Regions from separate parts of the Mus musculus genome. Here region 1 is linked to region 2. A link is a loop called in an ENCODE intact Hi-C map of the cell type or tissue named here. Cell type or tissue: heart. All regions are shown on one strand.

Region 1 (8,000 bases), 100 kb before region 2:
CACAGTCTTTTCTTCCTTTCTTTCTTTCTTTCTTTCTTTCTTTCTTTCTTTCTTTCTTTCTTTCTTTCTTTCTTTCTCTCTCTCTCTTTTATTTTTTTAATTAGATATTTTCTTTATTTACATTTCAAATTTTATCCCCTTTCTGCATTTCCACTCCGAAACCCCCCTATCCCATTTCTCCTCCCCCTGTTCACTAACCCACCCATTCTTGCTTCCCTGTCTTGGTATTCCCTACACTGGGGCATCGGAATTCCTGCTTAATCTCCAGTAGAACCTACATCCAGCAAGGAAGTGTTGGATGACTGAATTCAAGGGGCCAGGAGGATTCCCTGGGAGAAACGGCACCAGGAGAGGCCCACGTTCCTGGTTCTTTGTGCCACTTCCTGACCTTCTCTACGGACCCCATGGTAAGATCGTGGGGTCTCCAGATTCCAGCTGTGGTAGACAGCTGGGGTCAGAACACATTGGTTGCCTAGGTCAGATTCTTCCTTAAGGAAAAAGTAGTTTACAGGTTTCCTATGTAGGGAAGAATAGTGGGGGGTAGTAAATTAGGGAGCCAGTGAGGGTCATGATGTTATCTCTGCAACAAGCCAGTCTTTCCTACTGCATAGAGTTTCTTGCTCTGCAAGGAATTTTGAAGGCCATCAGCCACAGATGGTAACTAGCAAACAAAACAACACCCAAAATCAACCAAACAAAACCCAGTCAACTTTTCCTAATGTTCGTGGATGGACCTGAATCAGAGTCACATGCCCATTTAGCACACAAGACTTTCTTTTAACAAGGACAATGTGGGGTTTGCTCAGGGGAGAGAGCTGGTGGGTTCAGCCCACGTCTGATTATTCTGATTTAACATATCAAGGAGCCAGGCCCTTCAGAGTGCATCAGAAGATCCAAATTCACAAGGTCACTGTGTGTGCCCGACTTCCTCATACTCACCATCTCCATCCAGTTAATGAGTGACTTGACTGCTTACCTGTATACAGTGGAGGAAACTAAGTTACGAAAGAGGACTGCCTAGGAGGCCTTGGGCTATGCAAGTCTGGTTGGCTTTCAGCCTTGAACTCTCTCTATATATCTATATATATGTGCATAGCACATGCATACTACAAAATTTGTGTGTGAACTTTGGGGGTTGGCTCTCTCCTTCCACCATATGGGAATTGAACTCAGGTTGTCAGGGCTGGGGACAAAGCTTTTATACACTGAGCCATCATCTTCACTACTCCCAACATACTCCTTGTTTTCAAGATAGTGTTCCACTGGCCTGGACCTTATCAAATAAGCTAGTCTGGCTGGTCACCCTCAAGGGTCTGCTTGTCTCTGTCTTCCCAGAATTGGAATTACAGGTGTACATGCCACCACATCTCCATTTTTTTTTTTTTTTTGAAATACTATGGATTCTGGAGTGAAAAACTCAGGTCCTCATGTTTACAAAGCAAACACTTTACTGACTGTTGCGTCTCTCCAGGCCAATAATGGGTCATGCTTGTGTTGGAATTGCTGCTCAATAACTGACAGACCATACCAGGCCAATGTAGTTTCATGTGGCAGAGGTTGATTGTGGGGGCAGAGGCAAAGAGGGAGTGACAGAGACAAAGGGAAAAAGAGAAGAAAGAGGAGCGAAGGTCAGGAAGGCTCTGCCTTTTATTTAGCCTGTGACAGAAGTGCTCACAGATAAAGGTGGGAAGTGGACTCTGGAAATGCATGCAATTGCCGTGGCAATAGAGGCACAGGTCCCGATCGCCAGTGGGTGACGTCACTGGGTTTGGAGCCAATCTGCAAAGCGGGTTCAATGCTGATGATGAATGTGGTACATACCTAGGCACCCTTAAATGTAGCTAGATATCCTATCGTCGAAGATGTCCACTTTGCTTATCCACCCCTACAGGTTAAAGTTGTTCCCAGGGTTTTGTGTTTTATGCATGGTTCCTATGTAGGAAGGATCTTCTTTTCTCGGAGGATATTCTAAGTATTGATTGCACATATACAGGTGTAGGAACATTGAAGATTTTCCTGCCTCCCCCCAGTGGAGACAAGGTCTTTTATATAACCTAGACTGGACTAAGCTTTTGGTCCTCCACTTCGGCCTCCCGAGTGCTGGGATTATAGTCATGCGCCCTGTTGCCTGGTCAGGTTTCTTATGTTTGTTACTGTTACTATGCTTAGTAGCGGTGGGATAGAAATTGCTGTTGTCTTTCACAGAGCTCTGGGTCTGTACAAGTAAGATCTTGAAAGCAGCTTCCTCAGTGCCATTGTTCCAGGGCCGGTGGGAAGTAAGTAAGCAGGACTGTCCTGCCACTGGCCTTTCAGTGGTTGTTCACATGGGCTTGCCTGTGGCCAGGATGGTGGAGTCCTCTAGCCCTCACTGCCTTGTTGGGGACATATGTTCAGGGATGACTGAGAAGCCAAGGCAAGTAGTTTCTGGCAGGGCCATTCATCCGTCTTCCCTTGACTACAGGGTCCAAGTAACCAGCAACTGAACGCCACAGCATTTGCTCAAACTCTGCTCAATTCAACCTGGGAAGTTCTTTCCTCATCTCCCCGCCTCCTTGTTTTGAGTCAGGGTCTCATGTAGTCCAGGCCATTCTCAAACCTGACAAAAGCTAACTCTGACTCTGAACTCTTGGTTTTCCCACCATCGCTGCTCACGTTCTGAGATTAAAAGTGCGCAACACACCATTCCTACTTTACATGATACTGAGTATCAAGCCCAGGATTTTGTGTGTGTTTAAAAAATGACAACAGAAGTGCCTCCCCAGCCTTTCCTTCTTTTCTATGGATGTTTATCCAGGACTACTCAGCAGTGTTCCTTCTACACCGTGAAGCAGACGAAAACACCTGCTGGTGGTTGCTTATTATCTAGCAGGGAGACAGACAAAAATACAGCAACAAATCAATAAGTAAAGTAGTGGTTTACAAAGTTCAATGCTAAGGAAAAACACAGAGCAGAGGAAGCGAGTGGGGAGAGCCGTGAGTGCAGGGTAATGAACAAACTGAGCTGGTCTGAGAACGTAGATCCATACAAGAGCCCATACACGTAAAGACCTGGGTTTGAGTTCCAGCATGGCGAAAGAACAGGATTCATATGAACCAAGACTCGGATTCGCTAAGGAGCCAAGTGGGTCCCAGGCAGACTGATAAGCCAATATTGAGGTGCTAGGGATGTGGTGTTTGATGTGTGCACTGAGTAGTCAGGTAGTGATCGGCCCAGGGTGAGGCCAGCAGGCTGCAGTCAGTGAGACTGGTGGGAGGGGCCATCCGTGCAGATCACTGGGGATTTTGAGAACCCTGTGAGGACCCGGGTTTAGACTTTAGTAACTGGGGTTTGCTCAGGAAAATAGCATGCATTGACTTGTTTTAAAAGCAGAGTTGGAGATGTGCTTAAGCCCCGACACAAGTCTCATAAAACTGAGTGTGGTGGCACATGCCAGTAAATTCAATCCTTGGAAAGGGTCAGATGTTCAGGGACCCCAGCTACACAGCTAGTTCTAGGCCAGTATGAGGTACGTACATCTAAGGGGGTATGGAGGGGCATATCCCTGCAACCTCCTTCCAGTGCCTTCTCTTTAACACTTCCTCTCAGAAACTCTCAAAGCTTTTCTCCTGCTCAGGAACCCAGGTGCCCTCCTGACTTCCCCAGGGTAGGGAAGCCTGGCTTTGCCTTCAGGGATCTTTCTAGTAGTGTTCCTCATGTAGGCTGAATTCCAGGTGTGGTGTTTGTAGAGCACATTTTAGGAATTTGAAATACATTTGACTTTAATCATATGTGTTATATAAGACCATCTAACTTACTGTATAGCAGTCAATCCCCTATTTTCTAAGAAGAAACCAATTATGTGTGTAATTTTCTGTATGCTTCTCTTTGTTTACACAGAAATAATCAAACATAATTTCTCTCATCATTTCTGCCCTCTCCCAAGTCTACTTCCCAGGGGTCCAAACACATTTTTAAAACAAATCACACTATGGACATATCCCTCGTTTTTTGCCTTTCCACTCTTACTGCCCTGGGTGTTTTCCCCTCCTCCAAACAACTGATGTCATCATCGTTCTTCGTGACAAGAATAATGTTTCCCAGCTTAGGGACATCCAGGTGGTTTCCAGAAACTTGCACAACAGACTTGTCCGGCAAGAAACGGCGTCAGTTTGCAACAGGGACCACTTCGGCCAATGAAAAATAAAACCAAAATATAACCTGTCTGAAGATGCTGCTGCGTTCCAGTCCGGCTGCACCTGGCGTGCAGTGCTAGGGTTGTGGTCCAGTTCGGTCGGCAGGGGGCGCGCCAAGCCAGACGCAGCTTCCAGGAACACGTGGATAAGAGCACTCAAGGAGCCCAGAGTGGCGGAACCGCCCCCTTAGTGTTCCAGAAATCTGACACAGCCCGTGGCTGGGTCAGGTTCACGTATTTGGTATCAATTGGCCTCCTGCCCCACTGACCTGGGATTGCTAGGGAGCGCTCCTCCCCCGCAAACAGAGCCTCAGTAGCACTAATGGAGTAATTTCTCCTATTCGTTTACAAATCCCAGGACGCCACTGCTTTCAAAGGCCTGGAACCATTCCTCTGCTTTTAATAGTGTTTTCTCTGCCTTCTATCCTGTTCTTTTAAGAATCTGGGGACACAGAGGCTAGATGTCCTTCCTGCCTTTGGTTCACCAGTGTCCCAATTTGCTTCCCTATTGCCTGGGATAAAACGCCGACCAAAACCGGCTTGAGAGAGGAAAAGGGACTGGCCTGAGAGGAGGGTGTCTGGCTGCCACATTCGTTTTTGACCCTGTGGGCTTAACTGGAGAGACTCCGCTTGGTTCTGCTTACTTTTGTGTCAGTCTTGCAGAGAGAGACAGATTCAGACTCCGGGTCTCTACCATTTCTCTTGGTTTCCGGATCCCTCTTCCATCCCTAGGGAAGTGGAGAAACTGATACCACCAATCCAACCTGCTCACAGTGCCAGATCTTGCCTGTTTTCTCCGGATAGGGTTGCAGCTTTAAACTACGAAGAGGATGTCAAATTTGAAATCTGGGTGGAGCGCTGCTGCGGCAGCCTACTGGCTGCATAGCCCGAGGCATGCACTACCTTCCTGGGCTTTCCTGTCTGGATAAAAGGACACCTATGAACAGCTCTGCAAGCAAGCTTATTAGAAAGGGAGCCTCGGGTCTCAGCAAGAGCAGCTCCTACCCACCTCAAAGCAGAAGCCTGGACATTTGTATTAAAGCAGACTAGCAAGGACTTGGACAACAAAGATATCAACAACAACCTCCCAAATGGCCCACTGGGGAGGCCTGTCTTTAAGCACATGCAGAGTTTAAAAGTCTGCTCTAGGGAAAGGAAATGATGTCATCTTTATGGTCATGAGCACTGTGGTAAGGTAATAACCCCTACATTTCTTCTACTGATTCCATTTTGTTCGCCAGTTTGAATCCAAAACAGATAGGAGGGAAGGCATTTCCTCCCCAAGGCACTTTAAGAAGTAATAACATTATCTTCCAGGTGCCCTGAAATGAGGAAGGTTGCTCATGGTGAAGCAGATACAGTTGTGGCACCTGGGGTCCCAGAAGCTTTTGAAAGTTGCATAGGCCTCTGACATTGGCTCAAAAGACATGGAATTAGTAGGCAAACAACTTCTTCCCCACCCCCTCTTATCTGCAGGGGAGGGATCAGTTCTCAGCTGGCCGGGCCAGTGTCACTGATACAGCTGGTGTCATTGTTACCTTCCACTAACAGATCACTCGACACCTCCCGACCCAGGTGGATTTGGGTCTGAGCAGATGTTTGGAGCCTTATTGTTGTAGAAACCCCAGGTGAAGCCACAACACTGCTGAAATGTGGTAATTTAATGATAAGTGATCTTAATAGGAAGCCAGGACTAGACAGCTCTCTGCCTCTGCTACCTCTCAGAGCCCCTTGGTTCTTGCTGCTTGGGTGAATAATGCTGTCCTGGCCGATATGAATCCATCATTGGCTGGGAGCTGAGACAGGACAAAGATGCTGTCCAAGGAGAGGTCATCTGGAGTGACTCCAAAGTGAGGAGCTAGGGCAGAATTGGCTCAAGGCGCTGGCCTGGCCCAGGGATCTTGTGTAGCCTTGGAGTTCTGACTGGCTGCACTCCGGTGTGCGTCCCCCACAGCATCATGCTGCAGCAGATCCTGCAGGACATGTACATCGACCCGGAGCTGTTGGCCGAGCTCAGCGATGTGCAGAAGCACATCCTCTTCTATAAGATGCGAGAGGAGCAGCTGCGGCGATGGAGGGAACGGGAGGCGTGGGATGCCCTGGCTCAGGCAGAGGGCCTGAGGCCCGCAAAGGTCAAGAGAGGTATGTGGCTTGGGGGTGGGGGTGGGGGGCGGGTCACCAAATCTTAACTAATAATGAGAAAGTTAACGAGTCAAGGCTGGGTTCTCCTTTCGTATGGGCACTAGTGTGATAAAGACTGGGGATTTGGAAGCCTTGTGCTGGGGCCTTTAGTCCCACTAGCTTGGGTTTCCAACCAGGATTATAGAAGAATGTGGCAGGGACTATGCAGGACTCAGATGGGCTGGGGAAGTGTAGACTTCCTCACTTCAAAGAAGGCGCTGTGGAATCTGATGCTTGACAATTGCATGGTGCATAACAGAGACCATTGTCTTCTTTCTTTTTCTGATTCTGGGAATTGAGTCTGAGGCTTTGTGTACTCTACTAGTAAGGTATATGCCCAGACCAAGGGCATATTCTCTACCCTTGAAAGACCCACAAAGTGAGGACTCTCCCACGTTCTGACTCAGGAGAGGCGACACCCCAAAATCCCCCACAAGAAACGGTCTTGTTGCAAACTGCAAGAGGATTTTTATTCAAGAGCGCTCTCCGGCCCACAGTCATACACCACGCAGGGGTAGAGGACCACGGCGGCCCGAGTAGCTGGGTAAGGGGGTATTTAAAGGAAGAAACCACAACTCAAGGAAGTGGGGAGGGCGTTGTTGGAAGATACCAAAGATACCAGTTAAGAGTCACAAGGAATACCTGGTAATTGTTAACTCTCAAGACAGCTTCTAAGAGCCCCTAACTATAGCACATTTGCATTGCAGGTTCTGGTAATGGTCAGGGTGACTTTCTTTGAATGAGCACTCTTTGAACCCAGGAAGTGGGTGGGTGGAGGAATGTCGCTATCTGTTTTATGATTAGCATACCTTTACAAAGGCCACATTCCCAAGCCTGGGCCTAAAGGCCTAGAATTCTGTTTTTACTTTGTTATACTTTCACCCTCAATAGCAGTTCTAGTCAGAATACATTGAAGATAACTAGGTCCTTCCTCCCTGGCATATAGACTCTGATTCTCAGCTTAGGTCTCTACTCTATATCACAGCCCACAGTGTACTCCACAGCCCACGTCTTCATGTGAGAGGATGCTGTGGGTTGTGTTTATAGTCCCACTGCGCATCTGCCAGAAGGATGCCAGAAAATTTCCTCGCATAATGAGTCATCATCTCCAAATGGCAATAGCAACTTCCGGCAAGAAGCAAAGACCCAACCTGTCTTTCAGGTACTTTATATTCAAAGTCATTTGTCAGTTAAAGCCATGTACTGGGGCTAACAGACCTACTTGGGACCTCTAGCCAGCATCAGGTGTGCTAAGGCACCTTGCACATTCTAGATTCTGCTACGGAGACTAGCTTTTGTGTATGTTGTACACACTTTATGGTCCCTTTGAAAACATTACAATAAAGTAAATGCAGAGTCACCAATAATGTGCTGGTGTTGCATACATTAAGTACAGAGATCAATGAAGCATTTTCTCTTGGTGTCATTTAATCAAGAGTGAGCCCAGATTTGAATCTTCTATATCTCTGCATCTTTCATTGCCCTCTGTCTGTTGTATGGGTCTGATTATGTGCCTGCCTGAAGGCTGTCTTGTGAATCTGTTTGTCCCTGTCTCTCTGTAGGTGTGTCTGTCCCTAACAAAGAGTTTGTCCTCTCTTTTATTGAAAAATGCAGAAAGCATCACATGGGGAAAGGAATAATGGGTTC
Region 2 (8,000 bases):
TTACAAATCAATCATGAACGATTCTTCTCTGAAGGTCAGATTTTGCAAAGTCTTTATAAGGTAGTCATAAGATGCTGGTGAAGACAGTGCAAAACATGACGATGCAGGTTTAGGGTTCTATGGGTAGTTTCTAGGGCTGTATGTTTGCTTGTGTGTATGTATGACTTGTGGTGGTCCATATGCTAAAGGCTTCATGTGGCTACTAGTGTAGCTGAATGTGGGGGCAGAGGTGTGATCTCTGGGCTGCTTTGTCCTGAAATCTTAGCTGTGATTCTGTTTTTCATGATTTTTATCTTTGACAGATAATCTTGCCAACTTGATGGAATTGAAAAATTAAAATATGAGTATCTTTTTTTCTTTTTTCTTTTGGTTTTCCAAGACAGGATTTCTCTGTGTAGTCCTGGCTATCCTGGAACTCACTCTGTAGACCAGGCTGGCCTCAAACTCAGAAATCTGCCTGCCTCTGCCTCCCAAGTGCTGGGATTAAAGGCATGCACCACCACTGCCTGGTCCTGTGAGTATGCTTTTAAAGAGGCTTGTAGGTTAGGTTAGTTGAGGTCGCAGTATCTACCCTCAATTGGGTGATACAATCCCGTTGACTATACACTGAACAAAAAGGTAAACCCGAGCTGATTGCTATTCCTCTGCTACCCCAGGGTACTATGTGACCAGTTGCTGCAAGCTCCCGCTGTTTAGCCTTGTCTACCATGATGGGCAATATCTTCAAACTGTGAGCCTTCCGTCAGTTGCTTTTTGTAGCAGGCATGGTAGTCTTTGTGCTCATAGATAAGCACTTGGGGAACCTGGCATGTTAGCACACAGAGTTGTTCCCCCAAGGAAGGAATACAATACCTGCTATCTGCCCAGAAGGCAGGTTCTGGATGAAGTCTAACCTGGTGACTTTTGCACTATCTGTGTGGCAGAAGATCACAGTATACCCTTCCTCAGGCCCTTATCATAAGCTTGTTTTTTTCACCCAGTCGGTAGTACCTATCTCTATAGAAGCTGTCACATGCAGTCAATCTATAGAACTCATCATTATGGAAGGTGCCACATGTCATTTACAAAGAGCTTCAGTGTAGTCATGCTCAATTTTTATCTAGTTTACTTTATTCCTCAAAGTGATTTATGTATGCTTTATTGTACATACAGGATTGAGTTAACTATCACTAGAAAGTTTTCACCAAATTGTGTTGTGCTTAAAATACCAAAAATACAAATAGTTGGAGTCAGACCACAGAAGTATGAGCCAACTCTGGCTACTGACTCATGTTGAATCAAGCTTCCTTCTCGCCTCCTGTAGATCATCGCTCTGCTGGCTGTGGAGGTCACAGAGACTCTGCATCTTTTGTCATGTGTGTTGTTGCAGCAATAAGACAAATAGCTAATACACTACACACTTGTATAGATATTTCTGCAGCCTTCTGGTGGTCCTATCATCTTCTGCAATCTGAGCTCTGGTCACAAGTTTGTGGGACACTGAAGAAAAACAAAGGAAAGAGATGGCCATGTGGTCAGGTCTAGATGTGTGTGAATGCTTATGAAGCAGAAGGAGTTTGGGTTTAATAAAGACAGGGCCAGGAATAAGTTAGACCTACCTGGCCAGAAGCCAGGGTGGAGGGGTCTAGAGGGACTTCCAGTTACTCTGTCTCAGGATACAGCTCAGATAAGGAGACAGATCTTCTACCCTTCATGACCTAAAGTCTTTAATGATAGAACAAGTTGCCATCTGTTTCATTTTTAAATGGACATTTATATATCAGCTTCTGCTTCTAATGTCCAGAGCTGACAGCAAAGAAGAGCGTCAGCGTGTCTTAAATTCTAACCTTTCTTATTTAAGAGACACCAAGAAAAAGAATGACAACTTTTGAGCTTCTCTACACGTTCTCTTTTTTCTTTTTTGTAAATTTAAGGATATAGATATTTCTTTTGTATTTATGAGAACTCTGTTCTCATGCACAACAGAAGAGGGCATCAGATCTCATTGCAGATGGTTGTGAGCCATTATGTGGTTTGCTGGGAATTGAACTCAGGTCCTCTGGAAGAGCAGACAGTTCTCTTAACCCCTGGACCATCTCTCCAGAGATTCTTCCCATGAATTTCTACGTATTCTATGCAGACATACACACTGTAATCACTATGCTGCATTACAGATGAGGAAACTGAGGCTACAATAACCTGGGAAAATTGCTGGGTTACAGAGAGATGATTCCAGAATGTGAACATAGCCCCTCTGCGCTGTACAGCACCATGTTTCCCCCTTTGTGATCACAGGACATTTTACCTGCGGGTCACGTTCTGGTGTCTGCTCAGAGTACATGTGAAATACAGCTCACCTCCAGTGTGGCCATGAGGCATCAATCTTAGTTCTTTTGTGTCTTTCCAGCTTGGCTATGAGAGAACAAACACATTCATCAGGGTCGACCGAGACCACGATTAAGTGAACTGACTGTGAGCCTTGGGTTTACAGATGTAGGTGGGTCTGACCTTGGCAGCAAGGGGGCTCGTAAATGAAACTATGACATCCATAACTTCGAGATGCTGTGATTTACATCGCCGTGTAAATGAGAACCCTTTAGCTATACTGTGTGTAGGCTGCAAATTGTTGAAGACACTAACCTCCTGGATTGAAATCAGTGCGGTGATAAGGGCTACCTGCCTGATCACTATGTGCCAGAAGCACCAGAGATGTTTACGTGTCATCTCTACATGCCACACAAGAGCACAGTGAAGTACATGTTGATATGCTTGTTTTAAATATATAGAGTTCAAGGATGGAGATCCTTTTGATGGGTTTTCATAGCTGGTAAATAAAAATATTGACACTTAAGCATTTGGATTTGGTACTGAAGTCTGTGTACTTCCACATCGATTGTTTGCTACTCAGAATATAATCCCTTATGGGTAGCACCACCTAGGAGCTTGTGAGAAATTCAGGATTCCAGGTTGTACCCTACTAGTTGATGGGCATCTGCATCTTAACAAGGATTCCAAGTGATGCTTGGGCATACAGAATTTCAATGCACTGGTCTGAGTTACATTATCTCAATTTCTTTTTTTTCGAGGTCTTGATTCAATCTTGATTGCCACTGAGCATGCCTGTTCTAAGTTCTCCTGGTGGAGAATTCTCCCAGTTTTCTTAGATATTCATCACAGACCACAGAAACTGCCAGACCTGTGATACTTTATGTGGCCAGAAGGTGGCACTGGTGGAATCTCTCCCAGCATCTATGGAGATCTCCTTATAGCAGCAAAGGCAGAAAGCTCAGACCTGGGTCACAGGGAGGGTGCAATACATGGATTAAAAATGTCACTGGTCCAATTTGAGACCCATTCCACTGACAAGCACCAATCCCTAATACTATTAATGATATTCTGTTATGCTTGCAGACAGGAGTATGTTGTCCTCTGCAAGATTCACCCAACAGCTGACTCAGACAGATGCAGACACCCACAGACAAACAGTGGATAGAGCTTGGTAACTCTTATGGAAGAATAGGAATAAGGATTGCAGGTCCTGAAGGGGATAGGAACTCCATAGGAAGAGCAACAAAGTCAACTAACCTGGACCCTTGGGGCTCTAAGAGTCTGAACCACCAACCAAAGAACATACATGGGGTGGACCTAGGGCTCCCTGCTCATATGTAGCAGATGTACAGCTTGACCTTCATGCGAATCCTGAACAATTGGAATGGGGACCATCCCAAAAGCTGTTGCGGGTTGGTGCATTGTGTTCTACTAGCTGAGCTGCTTTGTCTGGCCTCAGTGGGAGAGGAAACAGAGAATTGAAGTGTCAGGGTGGAGGGCATACCCAGGAGATCCTCCACCCATTCAGAGGAGAAAAGGAGCGGGTGGGTGGAAGAAGTATTGTGAGAGGGGGTGTCAGTGAGGGGGCAGTGAACGGGATGTAAAATGAATAAGTAAAAACAACAACAAAAAATCAAAACCAAAACAAACACTCAACCACCACCACCACCACCACCACCAAAACGTCACTATGGGGGCTTTGTAGCACTATGGCAAAGAGGAAAGGGGATTTTTGTCAATGTCTGTGTTTCCTAGGAAGTGGTGTAAATAGTTTCAGCAGAAAACCAAACCAAACATGGTGCACCGCTGCTGAGCTGCAGTCTTGTAGCTTGTCCTCAGGCTCAGGAGGAAAGGCAGCATGGGGCCTGGCTACTAATGCTTACTTTGCTGCTTATTCCATCAGAACTTTGGGTCCTGGGTTCGTATCCTGCCTTTGAGAAATCAAGAATGCAAGGTCATAATATAATGTTAAGGAGCAACATTCCAATAAGTCAAAATTAAGGAAATCCCTTTGTTACACTGTGCACAGATCACCATGCCCAAACTCATCTAGTTAATGACTTGCATTATTTCTAACTTTATAATGTATATAAAAGTGAATATGGGGGGCACAAAGATGGCTCAGTCAAGAAGTACTTGTACATCATGAGGATATGAGTTTGATGTCCAGTACCCAAGTTTAAAAAGACAAGCAAACAAATAAACAACCCCCCAAATGGTGTGAAACAGCATATGCATGTAATTGTAGCAATGGGAAAGTGGAGACAGGAGGGTCACTGGAGCTCACTGGCATGGCAGCCTAGTGGAAATGGATGGCTTCAGGCCAATGACAGACCATGTCTCAAAAATAACACGGAGAACAGTTGAGGAAGACATCTGATACGAACCCTCACACATGCACCGATGCACACACATGTGTACACACATGAACACTCAGACAAAGATACAAAAGAGTGAGTATATAAAACAGAAAAGAAAATCATGAAATAAAACATCCAAAAGAATTCCCTAAACCCCAAAATTCTGGTGCATAAATGATACCTTTACTAAATAACTGCCTAACACATTCCTATAGGATTTCCATCTTTCTTTTCTGCTAGTTCTGAGACAGGTTCTCTGTAGCTCTGGCTGTCCTAGAACTTACTATGTGAACAAGGCTGTCTCCAACTCCCAGAGATCCACTTGTCCTTGCCACGCCCCCCAAATGTTGGGATTAAAGGTGTGTGCCACTACACCACGTCTGGGTCTCCATCTTTCTACATTTCTCTTTTGGAATTCATATGCTTTGGTGATCTTTCCATATTAATTGCCATTGAACAATGTTTTCATACAAAGGATTCAAAAAGGTCAGCTTGCTCCTTCTTTAATGTTGATCCCCATTTCTGCCTGTCTTATTTTGATAGCTGGGATTTGGAAACTGTAGGTTTTCAAATAGAGTCTCGGTGTTGCTAGCATTGTGAAAGAGTGCTCTTCAAATACTAAACCTGCACCACTGTGTTTCATCCTGGTCCCACCAACAGAGCACAACCATGGTGTGTCTGTAACTCTATGGTCTGTATTATTGAGTAAATTCTTGAAAGAACTCCCATTTCAACTAAAGGTCAGAGAAAATTCTGGCTGCTGCCATTAATTGTATATATTTTATAACTTGAAGGATTTCCCTGAGGTAAACATCATGTGTTTCAAACCTTCTGATTCCTTCAGCCCCCACCCTCATTGAATTCTGGGGGCAGCTACACATGAGCATGCTCCTAGGGAGACAGAACTGGTAGCCCTTTACAGCCACAACAGGTCGTCACAGGAGCCAGAGTCTATTGTGTATTATTATGCGGGTACTATTCCCACTGCATCTCCTTTGTCTTCTAGCTCTGTCTAAAGCAGGGCTGTCCATTGCTGCACAAGGACTCTGAACTGCAGGGGGCAGCACAAGCTATGAGCAAAGGCCGAGCAAGGCTCTAGAGGACCCTAGTAAGGATGATGGGTAAGCTTTCACAGCATACATTTTTCCCACTTCTCCTGAGCTGATTAAAAAACATCAACCAGTGTTACTTGTGTTCTTTGTTTTAATGACTACTTTCCCCACCATAATCCTGACCCCTGGAATATTCTCAAGTGGGGTTGGAACAGGTAAACTGTGCGTTTCCCTTTCACTTCTAAAGTGAAGGTTTATTCATTCAGAGAAGCATGGATCAGCTAGGTATGACCTCTGGCTGGTGCTGATTTTCTGCCCCTGTTCTTCCCCTGATTTTCGAACTGGGCTCCCTTATGAGGATGTATCAAGTCAGATGCAGAGTAAGGTTGGTTGAGAGAATGCAATTTCTCCAACCAGAAGCCATTCAGGAGCTCTACAGTGAAAATCCAAAGGGTGTTTTTGTAGGGCAAACATGGATGTGAAGTGAAGGAAGTAGCTGATTGGTCACATTCCACAGCTGGCATGTCTGTCTAGCCCACTGGACTATTCTTAGTTAATTATACCTTTGCTAACGGATTCTGATTGATTGGGCTCAAGTTCTGTTTTCTCTAATAGGGATTTACAAGAAATAGTCCAAGACTTTGCTTGCACATGCAAATCAAGCAGTTAAAGTTGCTTTGGGGAGTATGTTAGTCATCTCTCCAGCATGGTAACAAATAACAGAGATAATTAACTGCATAGGAAAAGGCTTATAGTGGCTGGGATTTAGAGCTTTTAGATGTCTCTGATAGTCGTGCTGGAGCATGTCCGGTCTAGAGAGCATGACAAAATACTACCTGTCCCCTAGGAATGGATGTGAAAGGAAAATGAGAAGAAATCAGCCTCACCATGCCTTTCCAGGACACATCCCAAATAACTCTAAGGTTTCCTGCTAGTCCTTATCTCACAAAGGTTCATCCATTTTCCAATGCTTCCACACTGGGTAGGGGGGTAGTATTTACCCTTTAGCCTTTGGAGGCAGTTTTAAAGATGAACTCTAGTAGGGATGATTAGCTTTGCTAGTTAGACACTCTTTGGCTTTGCTCTCTCTTTTAATTTACTTTAACAACTTTATAGGGCCAATGACCCAAGTTTTTCAGGTAGTAAGTGACATACAAATAAGACTGCACATATGTGTGTGTGTGTGCGTGCATGTGTGTGCGCGCATATTGGTATTGTGTACATGTATATGCTTAGGTGCATGCATGTATGTGCATGTATGGGTTGGTATTGTAAGTATGTGTGTATGTGTGGGTGTTTGCATGTGTGTGTGGTTGTTATGTGCATGTGTATTTGTATACATGTGTGTGTGTGTAAATATGTGTGTGTGCATGTGTCTTGTGGCAGGAACTTTTAGATTAAAAGAAATGTGAAAGGAAGGTACAATATGCAAATTGGGTCTCTTTTTTTCCATTTTTTATTAGGTATTTAGCTCATTTACATTTCCAATGCTATACCAAAAGTCCCCCATACCCACCCACCCCCACTCCGCTACCCACCCACTCCACCTTTTTGGCCCTGGCGTTCCCCTGTACTGGGGCATATAAAGTTTGCGTGTCCAATGGGCCTCTCTTTCCAGTGATGGCTGACTAGGCCATCTTTTGATACATATGCAGCTAGAGTCAAGAGCTCCGGGGTACTGGTTAGTTCATAATGTTGTTCCACCTATAGGGTTACAGATCCCTTTAGCTCCTTGGGTACTTTCTCTAGCTCCTCCATTGGGAGCCCTGTGATCCATCCATTAGCTGACTGTGAGCATCCACTTCTGTGTTTGCTAGGCCCCGGCATAGTCTCACAAGAGACAGCTACATCTGGGTCCTTTCGATAAAATCTTGCTAGTATATGCAATGGTGTCAGCGTTTGGATGCCGATTATGGGGTGGATCCCTGGATATGGCAGTCTCTACATGGTCCATCCTTTCATCTCAGCTCCAAACTTTGTCTTTGTAACTCCTTCCATGGGTGTTTTGTTCCCAATTCTAAGGAGGGGCATAGTGTCCACACTTCAGTCTTCATTCTTCTTGAGTTTCATGTGTTTAGCAAATTGTATCTTATATCTTGGGTATCCTAGGTTTGGGGCTATTATCCACTTATCAGTGAGTACATATTGTGTGAGTTCCTTTGTGAATGTGTTACCTCACTCAGGATGATGCCCTCCAGGTCCATCCATTTGGCTAGGAATTTCATAAATTCATTCTTTTTAATAGCTGAGTAGTACTCCATTGTGTAGATGTACCACATTT

Evidence for each region. A loop is a pair of places that touch in the nucleus more often than their neighbours do. Peaks named below come from ENCODE experiments on the same cell type or tissue, not always from the same donor. Only the 100,000 strongest peaks of a DNase experiment are listed, where the experiment ranks them.
Region 1: it touches region 2 in a loop (3-fold over the local background); 4 of 42 quality-filtered maps call a loop at or near these places.

The regions. Positions count from the first base shown.
Region 1 is chr14:40,891,096-40,899,095 of GRCm38, reverse strand. Sh2d4b (SH2 domain containing 4B) reads left to right here and starts at 5,782. Exons shown (of 8, transcript NM_177816.4): 1 at 5,782-6,314. The coding sequence starts at 6,131. In heart, a CTCF peak has its summit at 4,273 (motif pointing right); a DNase peak (open chromatin) is centred at 4,315; H3K4me3 peaks cover 576 bases.
Region 2 is chr14:40,787,019-40,795,018 of GRCm38, reverse strand. No RefSeq gene overlaps it. Among named protein-coding and RNA genes, the nearest start is that of Sh2d4b, 100 kb to the left of the region's middle. In heart, CTCF peaks have their summits at 3,185 (motif pointing right) and 5,730 (motif pointing right); no DNase peak of the experiment used is centred here.